2 separate regions of the Homo sapiens genome follow, and region 1 is linked to region 2. The links are chromatin contacts, found by Hi-C or POLR2A ChIA-PET in ENCODE. All regions are on one chromosome and are shown on one strand. The core of a region is the stretch at or near the end of the contact, and the rest is flanking DNA. Distances in the headings are between cores, read along the strand shown. Region 1 has its middle 730 kb from the start of IGFBP3. Region 2 has its middle 670 kb from the start of IGFBP3.

Region 1 (4,799 bases), core at 147-2,646, 60 kb before region 2:
GCTCCCCAAAGTATATTAGTTTTTTTCTGAGTTCAGTGTCCCAGGAGTTCCCCCAGCCCCCTTTCTTGTGGTTGGTTTTCTCATGTGTCTGGTGAGGGCAGATGGTCCATTTGCATCACCGCTGGTAATATTTCCACGGGTTAGGTTGGTAAGTATGTTCATGTAATACATGAACATGTAAACGCCAGGGCTCACAGCAGACAGCCCAATAATTTATGGAGTGAGCAGACAAGCAGGTTTCACTTAAGGAATATGTGGAGTGGCCTGGAGTGTTTCATTTTGTTTCTTCCTGGCCAACAATGCTTGTCTCTTCTGAAATAATGTTTCTTTTTCCTTTGAGCCTGGGTAAAGGTCTAGTTCCCTCAGTGTCTGCTCACTTTCTTTCTTAGGTGCCTATCCCCCATCTCTAAGAACAGATTTTCAGTTCAGCCTGGGGTAGGCATCACCATTCTCCATGTGTCCAATCCAGGCAAGTCTACCTCTGGAGTGCCTGTTCATTACTGATATGCTACATTCTACCTCTGCTACGAGGTTGCTGAAAAGCTAAAGTAGGATCATCTGTGAAACACTGGTATATAGCTCTGCCTTCACATACCTGGTTCTCATAAGAAGAAATGCCCTGTCACTGTTTCCTTGCTGGAAAATCCCTACTCGGTTTGTAACACGCAGCAAATGAATCAACTTTCTGCATGAATCATGCCCACACCTGAGAGAATCAGGTCAAAACTATTGTTCCCATTTTGCATATGTGGAAAATGAGGCTTGAGTAGAGCAAGTGAGACAGGCAGGTGGGACCAGGAAACATCACCTGGAATCTTTGACGCTAGACGGCAGAGAGGGGTCACCTGGGATTTTGTTCTCTCTGGTACAGCTCACTTTCCTTCCTCATGAATCAGTCCCTGGAGCATTGCTGTGCCAAACCCTTATCAACCTCAGCAGGGAAGGCGCCAGGTTCAAGAGGCCAAAGAAAAGACTCAGAATCAGCAAATGAGACACGGGGTTTTATTAGGGGCTTTCATACAGGGGGGAGAGTCCAGTGGCGGCAGGCTGGGCAGGAGAACCGCCTTATGGACAGAAGCAATCCAGTGACAGCAGGCTGGACAACGTAAACGCACAGCACAGTGGTGGTGGGCTGGGCAGGACAACCACAACCACTTGAAAACAGCATGCAGTTTATGGAGTATTTTCACTTAACACCCTCCCTGTAATGACCTCCACCTGACAACCTTCATTTACTGACCCCCCCCCCCCAACCAAAACTCAGATCCTCAATCTTCTATACAGCCCGTGTTCCACAGGACATGCCAGGGGCTCAGAGGTTCCTCATAGACAAGGAATGAATCACCAGATTGGCCACTCCTGGATTCCCGAGCTTGGAACAACACTCAGGTGTGTCTACCACACAGGGTCATTCTAAGGGTATGCTTAAGTTATTGCTGTCAGGTGCATTTACCCAACAGCATCTAACAGTGAAAGAGACTTCCACAGGGCAACATGCTGTGTTTAGCTAGCCCTATCTTTATTCTTAGGGGGATTTTTTTCCCAAATTCATATTTTATATTTTTGCTCAAATTTTTAACTGGTTTGGAAACCTGGGCCTCTATTTCATTGAATTTGAATGATGACACATATTTAAAAGTTTACCAAAACCTTCTTTGTCTCAAAAAAATCATTAAAGTACCATGAAAATACAAATAATTGTACTATTTGATACAGAAATAATTAATTAATTAAAAATAAAAGAAAATATTTTCAACCTCACTTTCTCTCGAAGGAAATTTTACTTATCATATTCTCTCTTTATTTCCCCCCTTCAGTTGATTGGATGTGTTATCTCCTTTCTGATTTTCTTCCTTCCTTCCTTCCTCTCTTTCTTTTCCTTCTATCTTCTGGTATGTTTCATTATTCTGCTCAGTTTTTTATTTAGCCATCATATTTTCAATTTTCAATAATTCTCTGTTCTCTGATTATTTATTTTTAAAAAGTAGTTTTATTGAGCCAGGAAAAAATATTTAATAAAAAACAGAAAGCATAAATTATATGTCTATTAATAAACAGAAATATTGCTTTCAGATGGCATTGAATTAGGGGATTATTCTGCTCTGGTAAAAACCAGGCTATCTATGCATCTTCTCCTGCTGCCGCATTTGTTCTGATGAAGAAACCAATTTTTGGAATACCTTCAGCACTGTCTGTGGGATATTTGCAGGGTGCACATATAAGAAGAAGATGTCTTCCTCAGTGTTATTTAACTCTGTGCAATAACAACTTAGGAACAGTGATAGCTAGAGCTAGAGAAGTATTTTCAGTGAAAACAGTGATGTCCGAACATTGAGCAATTGTAGACTGAATTCAAGAATTCACTGTAATTCACACAAAAGTCATTGTAAAAGGAAGTACTAATTTCTGGTAAAACAGATGCAATACTTAGAAAAAAATATAGACAGAGCATAACCAAATCTTAAAAGAAAAGTGTTTTGTCTCTACTATTGAACTTAGCTAAGGATTTCACCCACCCACAGTGAGGAGGGATTGGGGTTAACCTCAGAATTGCATCGTGTTTTAATCAGAGCTTTGGAAAAATACAGCCATGAGAAGCTAACTGCATAAATCGTAACTGTGCATAAATCATTCTGCAATGTGAATTCAACACTTTCAAATAAATTTCCTGTTGTCTTTATGAAGTTTCAATTATATCTTCTGCATTTACAAGCAGTCTGGTGGCCCATGCAAGGCTGTCCTGATTCAAATAGAATTCCTAAGAGTTGGTGTCTAGAAGGATCTATTTAACAATTCAGGATGTTCAGGATATTGAAAAAAGTGGCAATGTTTGTATAACATTTTTGAATTGCAAAAGCATTTTCATATTTGTCATTTCATGTGAGACTCCCAGAATCTTTGAAGGTAGGGATTTTTTTTTGGCTTACTTTTTAGCATCCTCATTTGGGAGATGAGAAACCCAAGGCTTGCAGGTACGCTGTGTTGTCTAAGGTGGTGCTGGCAAACCATTCTGGACTCCAGTCCTTAACTTCCAGAATCATCTCTTATTTGTTGATATGGTTTGGCTATGTCCCCACCCAAATATCATCTTGAATTATAGTTCCCATAATTCTCACGTGTTGTGGGAAGGATCTTGTGGGAGATAACTGAACCATGGGGGTGGTTCCCCCATACTGCTCTCGTGGTAGTGAATAACTCTCATGAGATCTAATGGTTATACAAGGAGTTTCCCTTTTTGCTTGCCTCTCATTCTCCCTTGCCTGCTGCCATGTAAGATGTACCTTTCACCTTCTGCGATGATCATGAGGCCTCCCCAGCCACATAAAACTGTGAGTACATTAAACCTCTTTAAATTCCTTATGAATTACCCAGTCTCAGGTTTGTCTTTATCAGCAGCGTGAAAATGGACTAATACATTAAATTGGTACCAGTAGAGTGGGGTGCTGCTGTAAAGATACCCAAAAATGTGGAAGTGACTTTGGAACTGGGTAACAGGCAGAGGTTGGAACAGCTTGGATTGCTCAGAAGAAGACAGGAAAATGTGGGAAAGTTTGGAACTCCCTAGAGACTTGTTGAATGGCTTTGACCAAAATGTTGATAATGATATGGACCATGAAATCCAGGCTGAGGTGGTCTCAGATGGAGATGAGGAAATTGTTGGGAACTAGAGTAAAGGTGACCTTTGCTATGTTGTAGCAAAGAGATTGGTGGCATTTTGCCCCTGCCCTAGACAGTTCTGGAACTTTGAACTTGAGGGAGATGGCTTAGGGTATCTGGCAGAAGAAATTTTTAAGCAACAAAGCATTCAAAGATGACTTAGGTGCTGGTGAAAGCATTCAGTTTTAAAAGGGAAACAGAGCATAAAGGTTCATAAAATTTGCAGCCTGACAATGCAATAGAAAAGAAAAACCTATTTTCCAAGGAGAAATTCAAGCTGGCTGCAGAAATTTGCATAAGTAATGAAGAGCCAAATGGTAATCACTAAGACAAAGGTGAAAATGTCTACAGGGCATATCAGAGAACTTTGAAGCAGCCCCTCCCATCACAGGCCCAGAGGTCTAGGAGGAAAAACTGGTTCTGTGGGTCAGTCCAGGGCCCTTCTGCTGTGTGCAGCCAAGGAACTTGGTGCCCTCCATACCAACCACTCTAGCCATGGCCACGGTACAACTCAGACCATGGCTTCAAAGAGTCCAAGCCCCAAGCCTTGGCAGCTTCCACTTGGTGTTGAGCCTGTAGGTGCAAAGAAGTCAAGAACTGATGTCTGGGAACCTTTGCCTAGATTTCAGTTGATGTATGGAAATGCCTGGATGTCCAGGTAGAAGTTTGCTGCAGGGGCAGGGCCCTCATGGAGAACCTCTGCTAGGGCAGTGCAGAAGGGAAATGTGGGGTTGAAGCCCCCACACAGAGTCCCCACAGGCACTGCCTAGTGGAGCTATAAGAAGAGAACCGCTGTCCTCCAGGAACCAGAATGGTAGATCCACCAACAGCTTGCACCATGTACCTGGAAAAGCTGCAGACACTCAGTGCCAGCCCATGAAAGCAGCCAGGAGGGAGGCTGTACACTGCAAATCCACAAGGGTGGAGCTGCCAAAGACCATGGGAACTCACCTCTTGCATCAGTGTGACCTGGATGTGAGACATGGAGTCAAATGAGATTGTTTCGGAGCTTTAAGATTTAATTGCCCTGCTGGATTTCAGACTTGCATGGGGCCTTTAGCACCTTTATTTTGGCTAATTTATCCCATTTGGAATGGGTGTATTTATCCAATGCCATTGTAGCTAGACCATTGTATCCCATT
Region 2 (4,708 bases), core at 1,329-3,828:
TTTAGATATTTCCTGCTTTCTCTTGTGGGCATTTAGTGCTATAAATTTCCCTCTAAACACTGTTTTAAATGTGTCCCAGAGATTCTGGTACGTTTTGTCTTCATTCTCATTGGTTTCAAAGAACATCTTTATTTCTGCTTTCATTTTGTTGTTTACCCAGTAGTCATTCAGGAGCAAGTTGTTCAGTTTTCATGTAGTTGTGCGGTTTTGAGTGAGTTTCTTAATCCTGAGTTCTAATTTGATTGCACTGTGGTCTGAGAGACTGTTTGTTATGATTTCCACTCTTTTGCATTTGCTGAGGAGTGTTTTATTTCAATTATGTAGTCAATTTTAGAATAAGTGCAATGAGATGCTAAGAAGAATGTATATTTTGTTGATTTGTGGTTGAGAGTTCTGTAGATGTCTATTAGGTCTGCTTGGTCCAGAGCTGAGTTCAAGTCCTGAATATCCTTGTTAATTTTCTGTCTCATTGATCTGTCTAATATTGACAGTGGGGTGTTAATGTCTCCCACTATTATTGTTTGGGAGTCTAAGTCTCTTTGTAGGTCTCTAAGAACTTGCTTTATGAATGTGTGTCCTCCTGTATTGGGTGCATATGTATTTAGGATAGTTAGCTCTTCTTGCTGCATTGATCCCTTTACCGTTATGTAATGCCCTTCTTTGTCTCTTTTGCTCTTTGTTGGTTTAAAGTCTGTTTTATCAGAGAGTAGGATTGCAACTCCTGCTTTTTTTTTTCTTCCCATTTGCTTGGTAAATATTCCTCCATCCCTTTATTTTGAGCCTATGTGTATCTTTGCATGAGAGATTGGCATCCTGAATACAGCACACTGATGGTTCTTGACTCTTTATCCAATTTGCCAGTCTGTGTCTTTTAATTGGGGAATTTAGCCTGTTTACATTTAAGGTTAATAGTGTTATGTGTGAATTTGATCCTGTCATTGTGATGCTAGCTGGTTGTTTTGCCTGTTAGTTAATGCAGTCTCTTCACAGCGTCGATGTTCTTTACAATTTGGTATGTTTTTGCAGTGGCTGGTACTGGCTCTTCCTTTCCATGTTTAGTGCTTCTTGTCTGTAAAGGATTTTATTTCTCCTTCACTTATGATGCTTAATTTGTCTGGATATGAAATTCTGGGTTGAAAATTATTTTCTTTGAGAATGTTGAATATGGGCCCCCACTCTCTTCTGGCTTGTAGGGTTTCTGCAGAGAGATCCGCGTTAGTCTGATGGGCTTCCCTTCGTGGGTAACTAGACCTTTCTCTCTGGCTACCCTTAACGTTTTTTCCTTCATTTCAACCTTGGTGAATCTGACGATTATGTGTCTTGAGGTTGCTCTTCTCAAGGATTATCTTTGTGGTGTTCTCTGTATTTCCTGAATTTGAGTGTTGACCTGTCTTGCTAGGTTAGTGAAGTTCTCCTGGATAATATACTGAAGAGTGTTTTCCAACTTGGTTCCATTCTCCTGTCATTTTCAGGTACACCAATCAAATGTAGATTTGGTCTTTTCATATAGTCCCATATTTATTGAAGGCTTTGTTCGCTTCTTTTTATTCTTTTTTCTCTAATCTTGTCTTCTTCTTTACTTCATTAAGTTGATCTTCAATCACTGATATCCTTTCTTCCACTTGATTAATTCGGCTATTGATACTTGTGTATTCTTCACGAAATTCTTGTACTGTGTTTTTCAGCTCCATCAAGTCACTTACGTTCTTTTCTACCTTGGTTATTCTAGTCACCAATTCGACTAACCTTTTTTCCAAGGTTTTTAGCTTCCTTGCATTGGGTTAGAGTATGCTCCTTTACCTCGGAGGTGTTTGTTATTTCCCACCTTCTGAAGCCTACTTCTGTCAGTTCGCCAAACTCATTCTCTCTCCAGTTTTGTTCCTTTTCTGGTGAGGAGTTGTAATCCTTTGGAGGAGGAGAAGCGTTCTTGTTTTTGGAATTTTCAGCCTTTTTGCACTGCTTTTTCCCCATCTTTGTGGATTTATCAACCTTTGGTCTTTGATGTTGGTGACCTTTGTATGGGGTTTTTGAGTGGACGTGCTAATGCTTTCTGTTTGTTTCTTTTCCTTCTAACAGTCAGGCCCCTCTGCTGCCAGTCTGCTGGAGTTTGCTGGAGGTCCACTCCCGACCCTGTTTGCCAGGGTATCTCCAGTGGAGGCTGCAGAGCAGCAAAGATTGCTGCCTGTTCTTTCCTCTGGAAGCTTCAACCCAGAGAGGCACTTGCCGGATGCCAGCCAGAGCTCTCCTATATGAAGTGTCTGTCGGCCTCTACTGGGAGTTGTCTCCCAGTCAGTCTACACAGGGATCAGGGACCCACTTGAGGAGGCAGTCTGACCCTTAGCAGAGCTTGAACGCTGTGCTGGGAGGTCTGCTGCTCTCTTCAGAGCCATCAGGCAGGGACATTTAAGTCTGCTATAAGCCCCTGACTGGGGCTGCTGCCTTTTTTACAGGGATGCCCTGTCCAGAGAGGAGAAAGCTGGCAGTCTGGCCACAGCAGCCTTGCTGAGCAGCAGTGGGCTCCACCCAGTTCAAACTTCCCAGAGGCTTTGTTTACACTGTGACCATAAAACCTCCTACTCAAGCCTCAGCAATGGCAGATGCCCCTACCCCCACCAAGCTCGAATATCCCAGGTGGATCTCAGATTGTTGCTGTGCTGGCAGCGAGAATTTCAAGCCAGTGGATCTTAGTTTCCTGGGCTCCGTGGGAGTGGGAGCCACCAAGCCAGACCACTTGGCTCCCTGGCTTCAGCACCCCTTTCCAGGGAAGTGAACAGTTCTGTCTCACTGGCATTCCAGGCACCACTGGGGTATGGAAAAAAAAAAAAAAGAGCTCCTGCAGCTGCTAGTTGGATATCTGCCCAATTAGCCACCCAGTTTTGTGCTTGAAACCCAGGGCCCTGGTGGGGTAGGCACCAGAGGGAATCTCCTGGTTTGTGGGTTGCGAATATGCTGGGACAAGCGCAGTACCTGTGCCAGAGTTCTTCAGGCTCAGACCCTCACGGCTTCCCTTGGGTAGGGGAGAAAATTCCCCAACCCCTTGCATTTCCTGGGTGAGGCAATGCCCTGCCCTGCTTTGGCTGGCCCTCCATGGGCTGCACCCACTGTCCAACCAGTCCGAGTGAGATGAACCAGGTACCTCAGTTGGAAATGCAGAAATCACCTGCCTTCTGCGAGGATCTTGCTGGGAGCTGCAGACCTGTGCCTATTTGGCCATCTTGAATCCTTAGAACTTTTTTTAGAACATTTTTTCTTTTTAAGTTCTTTTGGAACTGTCTATACCTTAATGTTTACACTTTTTCATGTCATCATTACCATTTATTTAATATTATATTAGGCAATTTTTTTTCTGATAAATTCAACCTATTTATACCCCCAATATGTTAGAATTCCATTTTCTTATTTCTTTTCTTTATTCTACTAATTTATTTTATTTTCCGAACTCTAATAACATTTGAGTCAATCTGTTTTCTTTCAAATTTTCAACTACATCTTCCTTATTTTCAAAATACAATAGTGAATCATTGTATTCATCAGAATGTGTAAAGTATTGCTGCAAATACAAACAAGTCCCAAATCTCAGTGGGCTGGAATAGTGTATAGAGCACACTAGACAAAAGTAATTGCATCTTAGAAAAGGACTCCATTTTATATTTCCCAGTTGACTTTACCAACAAGCATAAGATGGTTTGTTTAATAAACAACAACAAAAAAATTACTACCTCCAACCAGATAAAAACACAAACAAGCGTACTCTTCCACTATCAGTTCTCACCGGAGGAGTCTTTGGCTATAAAAGAACAAGCTGTCAGCAGCTCTAAACATTCCCCCCAACTGATAAATGTCCCTCTGTCACCTGTGATAAGAACTTGGCATCTGTCACTGAAGGCTGTGCCACCTCAAAGACTCTTCCTCGCAAGACCCAGGGGCTGGACCATCAGGCCCAGACCAGGACTCCTTTTGTCTTCTTCCTTCCCCCTGGGCTAGTTCGTTAACACTCTCTCCTATCTCTCTTTCTCTTGATGCTAAATGTTACTTTGCTTGTTGTGGAATGCTTAATCCCTAACATTTATATATTGATTCAGCATATTATTATGTATGGTTTGTAATATTGACTAACTTGTGGAGCATCTTGAACCTGTGTGCCCACACTTCTGACTGCTGAGTAAATGAGATGTAACAAGGAGAACTGCTTCCTTGGGAACTCCATGTGGCTCATGGCTTTTGTGATTGAATCACAATCAGTAAAAGCTTGACATTGTGGAAAGACACAAACATGCGTGGACCTGGTTATCTCTAACTTTGCACCACTCATGACAAATGGGAAAGATTTATTTTTTTCTTATGCTACATGTCTATTTCAGCTTAGCTGTGGCTTTTGCTCCATATCATATTGACTCAGAGATGTGAACAGCAAAGCCCCCAGTATTTGGCATGTTGCCGGTTGCTATAGCAGAGAAAAGAGAACGTGGCAAATCACACAAGCACTAGCTTTGAAATATTTCCACTTAGAGGTGATAAATATCATTGTTTCTCACATTTCCCCCATGATAGCAAGACACAGGGGCCCCAGCTTGCCTAACTTCACGGAAGCAAGAGACTACATCCTGATCATGAGTCTGGAAGAGAAATTCCAGCACCAATGACAGCCATAGTCTGTCGTTCCAGCTCATTGTTTGTACACACAAAACACACTCACCCTCTTCCCAAG

Evidence for each region. Hi-C counts contacts between places; a loop is a spot of excess contacts on that map. ChIA-PET counts read pairs that join two places held with the same protein, here RNA polymerase II (POLR2A). Pooled maps may share reads with other maps.
Region 1: a map of Calu3 shows a loop between it and region 2 (2.3-fold over the local background). The contact joins two enhancer-like sites. A Hi-C loop is called at or near these places in 1 of 168 maps with a recorded cell type or tissue (Calu3) and 2 of 50 pooled maps. POLR2A ChIA-PET finds 5 or more read pairs at or near these places in 2 of 52 experiments (PC-9 and endothelial cell of umbilical vein).

The regions. Positions count from the first base shown.
Region 1 is chr7:46,647,833-46,652,631 of GRCh38, reverse strand. No RefSeq gene overlaps it. Among named protein-coding and RNA genes, the nearest start is that of IGFBP3, 730 kb to the right of the region's middle. RefSeq lists an enhancer at 441-1,640. Within about 2 kb of position 1,396, at least 4 of the 41 ENCODE cell types and tissues checked have a DNase peak (open chromatin) inside an H3K27ac peak, as active enhancers do; they include PC-9, where a contact is called at or near this core.
Region 2 is chr7:46,589,246-46,593,953 of GRCh38, reverse strand. No RefSeq gene overlaps it. Among named protein-coding and RNA genes, the nearest start is that of IGFBP3, 670 kb to the right of the region's middle. Within about 2 kb of position 2,578, at least 3 of the 41 ENCODE cell types and tissues checked have a DNase peak (open chromatin) inside an H3K27ac peak, as active enhancers do; they include PC-9, where a contact is called at or near this core.